2 separate regions of the Homo sapiens genome follow, and region 2 is linked to region 1. The links are chromatin loops, found by intact Hi-C in ENCODE. Cell type or tissue: PC-3. All regions are shown on one strand. Each heading gives the region's core, and the rest is flanking DNA. Links, peaks and the distances in the headings are about the cores only.

Region 1 (6,348 bases), core at 384-5,383:
CTCAAAAGAAGACAGGAAAATGTGGGAAAGTTTGGTACTCCCTAGAGACTTGTTGAATGGCTTTGACCAAAATGCTGATAATGATATAGACAATGAAATCCAGGCTAAGGAGGTCTCAGATGGAGATGAGGAACTTGTCGGGAACCAGAGCAAAGGTGACTTTTGTTATGTTTTAGCAAAGAGACTGGCGACATTTTGCCCATGCCCTAGAGATTTGTGGAACTTTGAACTTGAGAGAGATGATTTAAGCTATCTGGTAGAAGACATTTCTAAGCAGCAAAGCATTCAAGAGGTGACTTGGGTGCTGTTAAAAGCATTTGGTTTCAAAGAAAAACAGAGCACGAAAGTTTAGAAAATTTGCAGCCTGACAATGCAATAGAAGGGAAAATTCCATTTTCTGAGAGAAATTCAAGCTGGCTGCAGAAATTTGCATAAGTAACAAGGAGCTATATGTTAAATTTCATAGGCTGGGCCCAGGGTCCCCTTGCTGTGTGTAGCCTAGGGACTTGGTCCGCTGTGTCCCAGCCACTCCACCCATGGCTAAAAGGACCCAGTGTAGAGCTCAGGCCATGGCTTTGAAGGGTACAAGCCCCAAGCCTTGGCAGCTTCCACATGATGTTGAGCCTGCAAGTGCACAGAAGTCAATGATTCAGGTTTGGGAACCTCTGCTTAGATTTCAGAGGATGTATGGAAATGCCTGGATGTCCAGGCAGAAGTTTGCTGTGGGGCAGGGCCCTCATGGAGAAACTATGCTAGGGCGGTGTGGAAGGGAAATGTGGGGTCAGAGCCCCTACACAGAGTTCCTACTGGGGCACTGCCTAGTGGAGCTCTGAAAAGAGGACCACCATCCTCTAAACCCCAGAATGGTAGATCCATGGATAGCTTGCACTGTACACCTGGAAAAGTGGCAGACACTCAATGCCAGCCCATCAAAGCTTCTGAGAGGGAGGCTATACCCTGCAAAGCCACAGGGCCAGAGCTTCCCAAGACCATGGAGCCCACCTCTTGCATCAGCATGACCTAGATGTGAGACATGGAGTCAAAGAAGATCATTTTGGAGCTTTAAGATTTGATGGCCCTGCTGGATTTTTGATTTGCTTTGGGCCTGTAGCCCCTTTGTTTTGGCCAATTTATCCCATGTAGAATGGCTGTATTTACCCAGCGCTTGTACACCCATTGTATCTAGGAAGTAATTAACTTGCTTTTGATTTTACAGACTCATAGGTGGAAGGAATGAGACTTTGGACTGTGAACTTTTGAGTTAATGCTGAAATGAATTAAATCTTTGGGGATTGTTAGGAAGGCATGATTGGTTTTGAAATGTGAGGACATGAAATTTGGGAGATGCCAGGGTGGAAAGATATGGTTTGGCTCTGTGTCCCCACCCAAATCTCATCTTGTAACTCCCATAATTCCCACGTGTTGTGGGAGGGACCTGGTGAGAGATAACTGAATCATGGGGGCGGGTCTTTCTTGTGCTGTTCTCATGATAGTAAGTCTCACGAGATCTGATGGTTTTAAAAACTGGAGTTTCCTTTTACAAACTCTCTTCTCTTGTCTGCTGCCATGGAAGACATGTCTTTCAGCTTCCATCATGATTGTGAGGCCTCCCCAGCCACATGGAGCTGTAAGTCCTTTAAACCTCTTCCTTTTATAAATTGCCTAGTCTCAGATATGTCTTTATCAGCAGCATGAAATAAACTAATACAGATGGTTATTATTGTTATTGTTATCCATTTCTTTTTTTAAGTCTAAGGTATCACTTTTTTGTCAGGTTTCAACTAGAGAAACAGAACCAGCAGGAAGTATATATTAAGAAATTTATTGCAAGGAATTGTCTTTCTTGATTTGGGAGTCTGGTTAGGCAGATTCAAAATCCATAGGGATGGCTGTCAGAAAGTGGAGGCTGAAACTTTCGTGCAGGAGTTGAAGCTATAAATCCACAAACAGAATTCCTTTTGGTCCTGAAAAACCTCAGTTCTGCTCTTAAGGCCCTTAAACTGCTTGAATTGGGTTTACCCAGGTTATCTAAAATAATCACTTCAAATCAACTGATTATAAATATTACTCACATCTATAAAATACCTTCACAGCACCACCTACACTAGTGTTTGCATGAATGACTGGTAATGCATCCTTCCCAAGGTTACACATAAAACTGACCATCATAATAAGATATCCATTGTTAATGGCCTTAATAGTAAGATATTAAAAAGCAACCACAAAATAACTGTGACAAATAAAAATAAATATTTATTTTTTGCTACCAAATCTACAAGTTTGCTGGGTGACTTTCTTGGCTCACTTGATGTTGGCTGACCTTGCCCATGATTCTGCACACAACAGACAGGTTGTAGCATGCTGCTGTAGTTTGGCCTTAGTTGGAGTGACTCAGTTCTCCTTCATATATTCTCTCATCCTTCAGTAGGCTAACTCAGGACTTGTCCTTATGGTGGTGGCAGGGATTCAACGAGAGAGCAGGAGTGCACACAGCTATTAGAGTCTTAGGTTTAATCACTTCTACCACATTCCATGGGCCAAAGAAAATCACTAAGATAGCCAAAATTCAAGACATGGGGAAGTTAATATTATCTCCCAATGGAAGGAGCTACAAAGTCATGTTTTATATGGCATGGATATAGAAGAACTAGAAAATTGAGACCATTTTTTACAATAAATCTACCAAATCTAACATATAAAAAAATAAAAACATATAATGATTTATGGGTCATCTAATATGTTGTTTTAATAAAAATTTGATATCCTGCTCATACGAATGGGAAAAAGTTTTTTCTGCTAATACAAAGTGGACTTAGACCGTCATCTACATGTCACACCAGTTTGGAGTGCAGTAATGTATAATGTCAATTATTATCCAGCATGATTTAGAAGACAGAATGTGAAAGCCAAGAAGGCAGATCGTAAAATCAACTTGTAGTTCAGGCTTTGTATAACAGATAGTTCAAATAGAAAAGAAGGTAAAGAATTGAGGCCCGGCACGGTGGCTCATGCCTGTAATCCCAGCACTTTGGGAGGCCGAGGTGGGTGGATCACAAGGTCAGGAGATTGAGACCATCCTGGCTAACACAGTGAAACCCCGTCTCTACTAAAAATGCAAAAAATTAGCCAGGCTTGGTGGCAGGTGCCTGTAGTCCCAGCTACTCAGGAGGCTGAGGCAGGAGAATGGCGTGAACCCGGGAGGTGGAGCTTGCAGTGAGTCAAGATCGCGCCACTGCACTCCAGCTGGTGACAGAAGGAGACTCCATCTCAAAAAAAAAAAAAAAAAGAATTGAGTTCACACAAAAATGAGTTGAAATTATTAGGCATTAAGAAAAACTGACAGACGTTAATGAAATGGAAGAAGCCAAGGGACCAGAGATCAGAGTGTGGGTGAAATGTGTGTATTGAGGCCAGCCCTGCCTTAGCCTTTGTGAGGCCTAGAGCCAGAGTACACATGATGTTCCCCACACTAGATACCTACACGTTTAAAAATTATAATGAAACCTAGCAAATTGTTATATAAAATATGTCTACTACTCATCTCTTGATTAACCTACCTTTATGACAATCCAGAAGGGCTGGAGGACCACACCGGAATGGACAGCACAGGAAGGGCCAGCCCCAGTTCTCAGCCTGCCATCTTGTCTCCCGGCCTGACTTCATCTCATACCAACACATCTGGTCCATCCTGTGACTCAGCATGCAGTCTGAGAAGGAAGTACAGAGGCTCCAAGTGGGCTTTTGCATTTGGCCCCATGAAAGCCTCAGCCCATCAGAAGGCTTGTAGCCAGAGGAGAAGCAGAGAAGGGCTTTTTATAAAGGTAAACTTTTTGCCTAGGACTAAGAGGTAGTATTGTAGTAACAAGGATTTGAAGAACAGAAATCTGTGGAATTTAAAATCTAATCTCCAAATAATTAAAGCGAACCATAAAATATATGTTCAATGTACTTGGTTGCTGAAGTAAAAATAAGATAATATTAAGATTGAGGCAAATCAAGATACTGGATAAAGCAGGCCCACAGGTGAACAAACTTAGGGATACTGAAGGGCCCTGGTCAAGAGCCAAAGATAGAATAAGGGGGACCCTGACATATCAAGTGTCAAAGACTATGATGAATGAAAGAAACAGTGAGGTTCAAGAGAGGGCAGAATGAGTAGAAATGATGACATGAAAATCCTGTATCACCAAATGGCGGACTTTAGCACAGGTGGATTTGGGAGAACATGGACGTGGAATCACTTGGAAGACACATGAAGAGCAAGAAAAAGACTGTTGATACCACCTCCTACTGTTATCAAGAGCACTTCACGTGAAAACAAGCATCCGTTATTTAAAGGCTGGGGAAGAACCAAGTTTCAGATTATAAAGAAGGTAAAGGAAGCAACGAGAGTGAAGCAATAGGAAGGGGTAGGTTTCCAACGCTCTGTGGTAATGGAACCATGACCACATTCCACACCGTTGCATCACCAGGGCCACACACAGTGCCCAGCACACTGTATGTGCCTCATTAAAATAGCTGAATTTATGCATTACATTTGACAGAAGAAAATCTTTCTAACAGTGGTTCTTTCCAAGGAACACATAAAACATTATAAAGAATTGCGTAGACCTTCAGAAAGGGGATCACATAAAGCATTAGATGGCTTTTCAGTTCTGTTCCAAAACTGTGAGTCTACCATGCTGGTTAGGGTACCTGAGTTTCAGTGCCCCAATATTTATAACACAAATGTAAATTACACATGAAACACACACCCCTACAAACATTGCACAAGATTTTTTAAGTTATTATGTCCATAATTTAAAGCTGAAAAGTCCAGCTATCTATAGGTTATAAATATCACAAATCTCCACTGTGATTTTAATATTTAGAGAAAAAAGTCAAAAAGAATGTGACCATCTCCTAATGAATGCAATTACTAAAAATATCATCAATTAGAAATGATTTTCACATCAACAGAGCAGTCATAACAGTGTTTTTGAAACTACAGGTGGCAGCCTATTAGTTGTCATGAGCAGAATGTTTTAATGAAATAAAAAATGTAAAACACATTTCACATTGTACATAACGATTGCTTGATTAAACTCATCTTGGTCATGTATCATAGATATTGAAGTATTTTTAAATGCTTTATTATTTGTTATGTATTTATTTATTGCTCAAACATTTACAGAGTACCTCCCGTGCTAACACTTGAAGGTAAAATTCATTTTAAAAGACATGCAAAGTTTCTTTAGAGCTCATAATTGAATGGCAACAGCAGATAATTATACAAGCAAAGAAGCATGAAAATAGAAAAGTAAAAGTTGTCAAGGGAGATCAAAAGTAACTCAAGGGGTAAGGAAGAACCACTTTAGAAAAAGTATGGATTAAGATGATACTTAAAGAATGAGTGAGGGTGAGCTTAGCGATCAGTCAGGCTGGTATATTCTATACAGGAGAATAGCAAGAGGCAAGAAAGAAAATATCACGTTAATAAACTGAAAGGAATCCAACCAACTTAGAGCATAGAGTGTGAGAAGGTTAATAACTGGAGGTGAGGATGGGAGGGTAGGCAGGGGTCAGATTGTACATGGCCTTATGAACCATATACAACAATTTGAACCTTAAAGCAGGACACTTGGAAACCTACAAAGGATTATAAACTGGTTGGTAACATGATCAAATTTTAATCTCAGCAGAGTAGAAAATATAAAAAGAAAGGAGTAAGACAGGAGATTAAGTGACAAATCAGGAGGCATCTATCCAAGTGAGAGGTGCCGATGAGTTGGCCCAGGGTGGTGAGTGAGGATGAGGAAGCATCATTTAATTGGATGTTGGCACCAGAGCCCATGACTCTTGCCCACTAAGGTTGGAATAGGGGAAGAGGAGCCCATTTGTGGTATAATGAATCTGTTCAGCCCAGATATCAGTTGACTTTGTAGGGCTTAACAGACATCTAAGTGTTATGGCCATGGGGCAGATAAATAAAAGGCCCAGACACCAGCAGAGAGGTCTGCCCTGTAGATACTAATATGCTCAAGCCCTTAATGAATAAATAGTAACTGGACATTTTCAGGGTTCAAATAACCATGAGAAGACAAAATTGGCCCTAACTGAAAGCTTAAGCATTATGAATTTTGGTCATGTTCACTTACTATCTGCAAATGAAACACATAGATATTAAAACCTACCTAGTCACATAAATGGAGAAAATAATACAATACCATAACTATAGAGAAGAAACAACAAAGAGGTGCTTTATAATGCTTCAATATGCAAATGCACATTTTTAAGAAAATACTAGTGAATAATATTTATTCTCTACATAGGACATGGTGAGCACGGCATCTACAGACTTAATAAATC
Region 2 (6,348 bases), core at 403-5,402, 200 kb after region 1:
CTATCCATATTTTATGGATCAAATTTTCCAAATATTTATTCACACCTTATGTGACATATACTGCACCATGAAGTTATCTGTCTTAAAAGTGAGAACTGGCTGGGCATGGTGGCTCATGCCTGTAATCCCAGCACTTTGGGAGGCTGAGGCGGGTGGATCACTTGAGGCCAGGAGTTCAAGACCAGCCTGGCCAACATGGTGAGACCTGTCTCTACTAAAAATACAAAAAAATTAGCCTGTCGTGGTAGTGCATGCTTGTGGTCCCAGCTACTTGGGAGGGTGAGGCAGGAGGATCACTTGAACCTGGGAGACTGGAGGTTGCTGTGAGCCAGGATTGCTCCACTGCACTCCAGCCTGGGTGACAGAGTGAGACTCTGTCTCAAAAAAAAAAAAAAAAAAAGTGAGAACTAACAATAAAATTCCTAGCCCCCAAGGATGGAATGAACCCCTCTCTTAGCCAATGGGACCCCAGGGAAATATTAAAAACTGAATTCCTAGCCATGATGGAATGGGAGTTCAAACATGTTTCATGATACCCTCCTTTTTGTGGTTTAGACATGAAAACTGACCAGCATTAACACTGAAACAGATCATAAGACTGATGGAACAGACTCTTTGTGGCAATAAGATACCAAATTATAAAGACCTAACACCATACCAGGCAAGGGTTAAGTCACACACCCCTACACTTAAAGAATAAATTCTGTTCTAACTGCCACCAGATTTCTTTTTCCATAGTGGCTAAACGAGCATCGGCCTCAAGATAAGCAATATTAAAAACAATTATAGCTCATCCACCACCAGACGCAGACTAACTCCCTGTTCCACAAGCCGTAACTATAGCTTTGATTGAACCAGAAGCTGATTTCAGTAACTTTCTTCTGATAAGAGGCCACTAACTATAGGATGGTTCTGGCCAGTTTACAGAGGCTGCATGCTAGAGTGCCTCGTTTTTTTCGCTTCACTTTTTTGACCCAATTGTAATGCATTTAAAGGTGAAGTCTCCACTCCCAACGTGAAATGGGACACATGTAACATGCATGTTTATTCAATATGCATGCATCAGGATCTTCTTTGTAAATATTCATAGCTTCTCCTATAACTGTTGAATATATATGTGTAGCCAACCTGTTTAGCGTAAAGCTCCTGCCCCAACCCCCCCTCCTATGCAGTGCCTGTTAACAGTCTCTGCTGGAGGCTACACTTCCCAGCCTGGCAGGATGGCTACCCTGCAGTCTGTAACCCTTTATAAAAAATAAAGTCTCCTTTCCAAAGTACATAGGCAATTGAAGTAGAATATAATAAGTGATATGAAGTATAGAGAAAATGATCACCTGTCTAGCTGGAGGATTGAGAGTAGGCTTCTAAGATAACATCCAAACTGACTCTTGAAGCATAAGAAACCCATTTTACCTGGGATTATCCAGTTGAAAAACCAAGGCAGGGGCAGCCAGGAAACTCCATGTACAAATTAGAGAAAACAAAGTTTAAGTCTCAGTTTCCTTATAAAAGTTAGGACCAGGATTTAAACTCAGCTTTGACTCCAAAGATTGTGTTTATTCTACTTCCACCAAAATTTAGAAAGGAAAATGGTAGTAGATGCATATACAACTGCCTCTCCATCCTTCACAGGTGTATCTAGAGCCAACTCTCACCACTGTGATTTTCCAGGACATGGTTTTCTTACCCTGTTGCTCCCATGAAGAACAAAATGCAGTTTGAACTAGTTGACAACAGTAACATAGAGAGTTCTGAAGTACTTTTTTGACTGCCAAAGCTCCCCTGATGGGAGTTGGCAGCAGAAATACTTTCTGGGTTAGACAATTACTGGTAGTAAAGAATCCCTGAAGGTTACACCTAACTCCAGTTATGCCATTACTTACACCGAATGTTGACCTACCCATGTATAATAGGCAGCAAAGAAATATTTTTTAGTTAGTGACTGAGAGCTCTTTTCATACAATATTATAGTTCTCATATTTTTAACAATTATTACTGATTGTTCTAATTTTAAATAGTTGTTTAAATTTCATAGAATAAAATATGTGTCACCTTGCCAGAATAACGAATATGGTTTTATGATTCAGTGTTTAGCTAATGCAAAATACCTCCTCGAGACTCACCCCAAATGTTTCAGGAAGGAATCCAAACAATTTTTATTAGGAAATGACAACATGTAACTAGAATGTAAAATTAAGGAACTTACAATAAAGCAAGCTTCAGTGCAATCACTTATTTCAGCAGTTGATGGATTCTATTAGCAGAGTCGTTTTGGCACTGGTTTCCAGGTGGAGCATGATTAATCATTACTCCTGCAAGGCACTCATTCATCATTACCCAAGTAAATAAATATTTTTACATCTTTAATTTTAATACCTAAATCAACCAGAAAGAAATTAGTCTATTTACTTGGGGGTGAGAGAACTCTGTAGAAATGAAGGTCTGTGTTGATTGACTAGGAAGGAATCCAGTACCACATCAGCAGCGTAGCCCAGGAATGGGAAGCAGAGATCACAGCTCTGACTCATGTTCGATATGAGGTGGCCCAGAGCTCCCAGTGTTTCTGAGGCTGACTCAGAACTCTGAGTAGGACTGTGGTGAGCCAACAGTCGCCATGGAATATGAACGAGACACATGGGTTTTGATGTGATGTGACCTCATGTGATGTGGTGTAGCTGGAAGGGCCTCCTGGCACAGTGCTGGGCCCAGACTTGGGGGTCAGGACCTGTCAGATGAATTAGCTTCTGAAAGAGTCAGCCATGCTGCCAGCAAACACTGTGGGTGGGCTTGGTATAGAGGATCGCCTGGTCAGTGGTTCTCAAACTCGAGCATGTCAGAATGAACTGGTCTGCTGGTTAAAAATGCAGATTTCAGACCAGGTGCAGTGGTTCACATCTGTACTCTCAGCACTTTGGGAGGCCGAGGCAGGTGGATCACTTGAGGCCAGGAGTAAGAGACCAGCCTGGGCAGCATAGTGAGACCCTGTCTGAACAAAAAAATTTAAAATAAATTAGCTGGGTATGGTGGTGCTTGCCTATAGTTCTAGCTACTTGGGAGACTGAGGCAGGAGGACCACTTGAACCTACGAATGAGGCATTACAATGAGCCGTAATCACACTACTGAACTGTAGCCTGGGTGAGAGTGAGAACATGTCTCAAAAAGAAATGAAGATTCTCTGGCCCAATCCCAGAAGTTCAGATTCAGTAAGATAGGGATGGAACTCAGAAATGCGCATTTTTAAAACTTACAGTGTAGGTTTCTGATGAGAAAGCATAGTCTAGGAGGTAATGAAATAAATAAGATAAATACCTTAAATTCTACCTGGCAGGATGAACAATAATATATAAAATCCAACAAATAAGGTTTCATGGCATAAGTACAAAGAAAGAAATTTGCCATTACCACCCTCTCACTCTGGCTACACTATAGGTAAGTGTAAGCGCCTCATATGTTGTTTCCAATTTTCAGAGGCTATTAAGAAATTACTAATAAGATCTTACATTTATATTTTAATTCAAAAATTTTCATTTACTTTAATATACCAGTTGAGTGCATAACAGGCAGTTCTCTTGTAGTGGAAAAGGTATCATATCAGATACTAAAGGAAAAAAACTGAATTCAAATCACAATTTCATTTCTGGCTAAATTTATCATATTGATATGTGATAAAGCAACTCAATTTCTTTGACTTAAATCTTGGAATAATATTACCTGTGGAGAATGATCGTTATAAGAATTAAGTGAAAAGCGTATAAAAGCTCTGATGATCGTACCTGGTATATAGAGAAATCTCTGAAATTTTTTTGTCTAGATGGATGAATGAACAAACACACACTTGAGTGGATGAGAAACTTTTTTGAAATTAAGTGAATGATGAAAATATTGGCAAACATGACATGTTAGCTTTCAATTTAGTGGCAAACATGATGAATTCTTTCATTATTTTAATTACCAATTACTTCCTTGTCTCAGTGTATTTTTACCCACTAGAATCACAAGTGACATCATTCCTTATTTTTATCCTGCTTTGCTTTGATTTCTTACATAGCCTTGATGTAAATCATTTAAAAATCCCATTTAAACCACAGACCAGCAGAGCCTGGCAGCCTTTGGATTTAGTGCTGTTGAACCATACAGGAAAACTAATTTGTTCCTTTGGTTTTCATTTTGTGCATCCTTCCCATCTTATTCACTACTTTTATTAATTTCTAGAGCATGGTCTGTGAGTAGCTCCACAGAAGTTCGCAATTACGTGGAGCTGTCTTCCATGTTAACTCTTCAAATGGCTTCATTTATAGGCACAGCTGTCTCATCTCGACTTCACTGGGAGAGAGGCAGAACTAGCATTTCCTGTCTCACAGCCCATTTATTTTCAGACACGTGTTGCAGCATACATTAAGTTCAATTTCTGTGGAGCTGTTATCAAGGTATAGAACCATGCACAGTTGGATGGCACCATTCCCTCCAAAAGGGACAAGAACGAATAATGTAGAAGAAATGGACAGACATAGGAAAAGGTAAATTTTCCAATCACTGACATCCAGCACATGCTGTGGAAAAGAACAGGCTGTGTGAATTAGAGGTGGATGGCACTTGTGTATTTATAAACAATTTCACACACATCATTTGATAGTCTATGCTATGACATAGGTATTATCATAGTCCTTATTTTAGAGATGAGAAAATGGAAGCACAACAGGGTTGTGTAAATTGCTCAAAGTCACACAGTTGGCAAACTGCATAGCAGAAATTGGAAATCACTTTTATCTAACACCAAATCCGAGATTTCTTCCAAAATGATCGTATTTCTCCATATTCAGATGTGACTCTAGGGTTAGCAGAATCCTTAGGTAGAAGGGAAGGGGAGGCATATCCAAGACAAATGCAGTTTTTCAAAGTCAACCTGCATAATCTGATTTAAACAAACCCCCCCCCCCGCCCATCACATTATGCTCAAAGGCATTCTGTGGGTCTTACCTTCTTAATTTATTGCTAGTCGGTAACCACAGGAGATTCACTTTTTCAGATGCTCACTGTTACCTTCTTTCTTTTGTCACAGTCAACTGACACTACCAAAGCCGTCAGTATTGGGGGATCATTGGCTTTAGCCTTACTTGGTTGAATTCCTTTGTACCTGAAGGGTCTGAAGTTCATTAGGTTGCAGCAATTGCTTTTTACAGAGGCATTGTTTCACACAATTGAAATTTTACTTAGTACATAATAGCATTTGCCTAAGTAAACTTTGAATAATCTCTAGTTCAAAGAATTCTACAGTTAAAATGCCCACACACACAACCCTCCCTCTTAAAATGGCTGGAATAGGTTCATTATTATATTTTAGTGCATGCAAACAACAGTTAAATGCCAAAATAGAAACATGTTCACCCAAAGGATGACATGCCCTGCATTCTTGTGTAAATCTCAAAGGATCTTGTTTACCTTCTTTTTTTGTGGTCTAGAAAGGTCCTTATATAAGTGAACTACAGACTTCTCTGTCCTCAGCTGAGACTCCTTTACTGAATGTTTGATTAAGCACCTTAAATACATTTTCCAGGTTCAAGAAACTGCTGAACACACCAGGTATAATGAGCTCAAGCATTGTGGGATCAAGATGAAACCTCAAACACATGGGAAATGCAACTAATGCTGACATCTGTAGCAAAGGAAATTCCTCCTGCTCCCCACCCCTCCTCCTCCTCCTCCCCCTCCTCCTCCCCCTCTCCCACCCCTCCTCCTCTCCCCACCCCTCCTCCTCCTCCTCCCACTCCTCCCCCTTCTCCTCCCCCTCCCTTCCTCCTCCTCCTCCCCATCCTCTTCCTACTCCCCCTCCCCTCCCCTCCTCCTCCTCCTCCTCTTCCCACTCCTTCTCCTCCCCCTCCCATTCCCCCTCCTCCTCCTCCTTCCCCTCCCCTTTCCCCTCCCCCTCCTTCCCCTCCCCTTTCCCCTCCCCCTCCTCTCCTCACACTACTACCTATGCCCAGAGTGGAGGATGCATTTTGGGACCTCTCACTTCCAGCCTCTCTCCCCACCCACTTCTGCTCCTCACCCACCACTTCTTAACTCCTCCACAAGAAAGAAGTTGCTGGTTGTCAGAAATGGAGATGATCGTAGGCACATTATACTAAGTACCTTAAGGAGTATCCACGAGAGCTCTCTGCTTTTTCCCCCTACTTTTAAGCAGACCCAGGCAAATCTGACTTTCCAGAATTCATTCTGTCTCTGTCAATCTCTTCCCTTTCTTTCCTTGTGAGCACGCAATCGAACACAGTAGTTCCTACTTACGTTCAAGGGGTACGTTCCAAACCCCTAAGCTTGAAACCACAGATAGCACAAACCTTGTATGCGTG

The links. A loop is a pair of places that touch in the nucleus more often than their neighbours do. Peaks named below come from ENCODE experiments on the same cell type or tissue, not always from the same donor. Only the 100,000 strongest peaks of a DNase experiment are listed, where the experiment ranks them.
Region 2: a loop joins it to region 1, with 14 times the contacts of the local background. A loop is called at or near these places in 2 of 110 quality-filtered maps.

Annotation. Positions count from the first base shown.
Region 1 is chr21:25,167,200-25,173,547 of GRCh38, forward strand. No RefSeq gene overlaps it. Among named protein-coding and RNA genes, the nearest start is that of LINC00158, 260 kb to the right of the region's middle. In PC-3, for the core only: no CTCF peak of the experiment used is centred there; no DNase peak of the experiment used is centred there.
Region 2 is chr21:25,367,898-25,374,245 of GRCh38, forward strand. No RefSeq gene overlaps it. Among named protein-coding and RNA genes, the nearest start is that of LINC00158, 61 kb to the right of the region's middle. In PC-3, for the core only: no CTCF peak of the experiment used is centred there; DNase peaks (open chromatin) are centred at 1,804, 2,204 and 2,554; H3K4me3 peaks cover 954 bases; H3K27ac peaks cover 2,686 bases.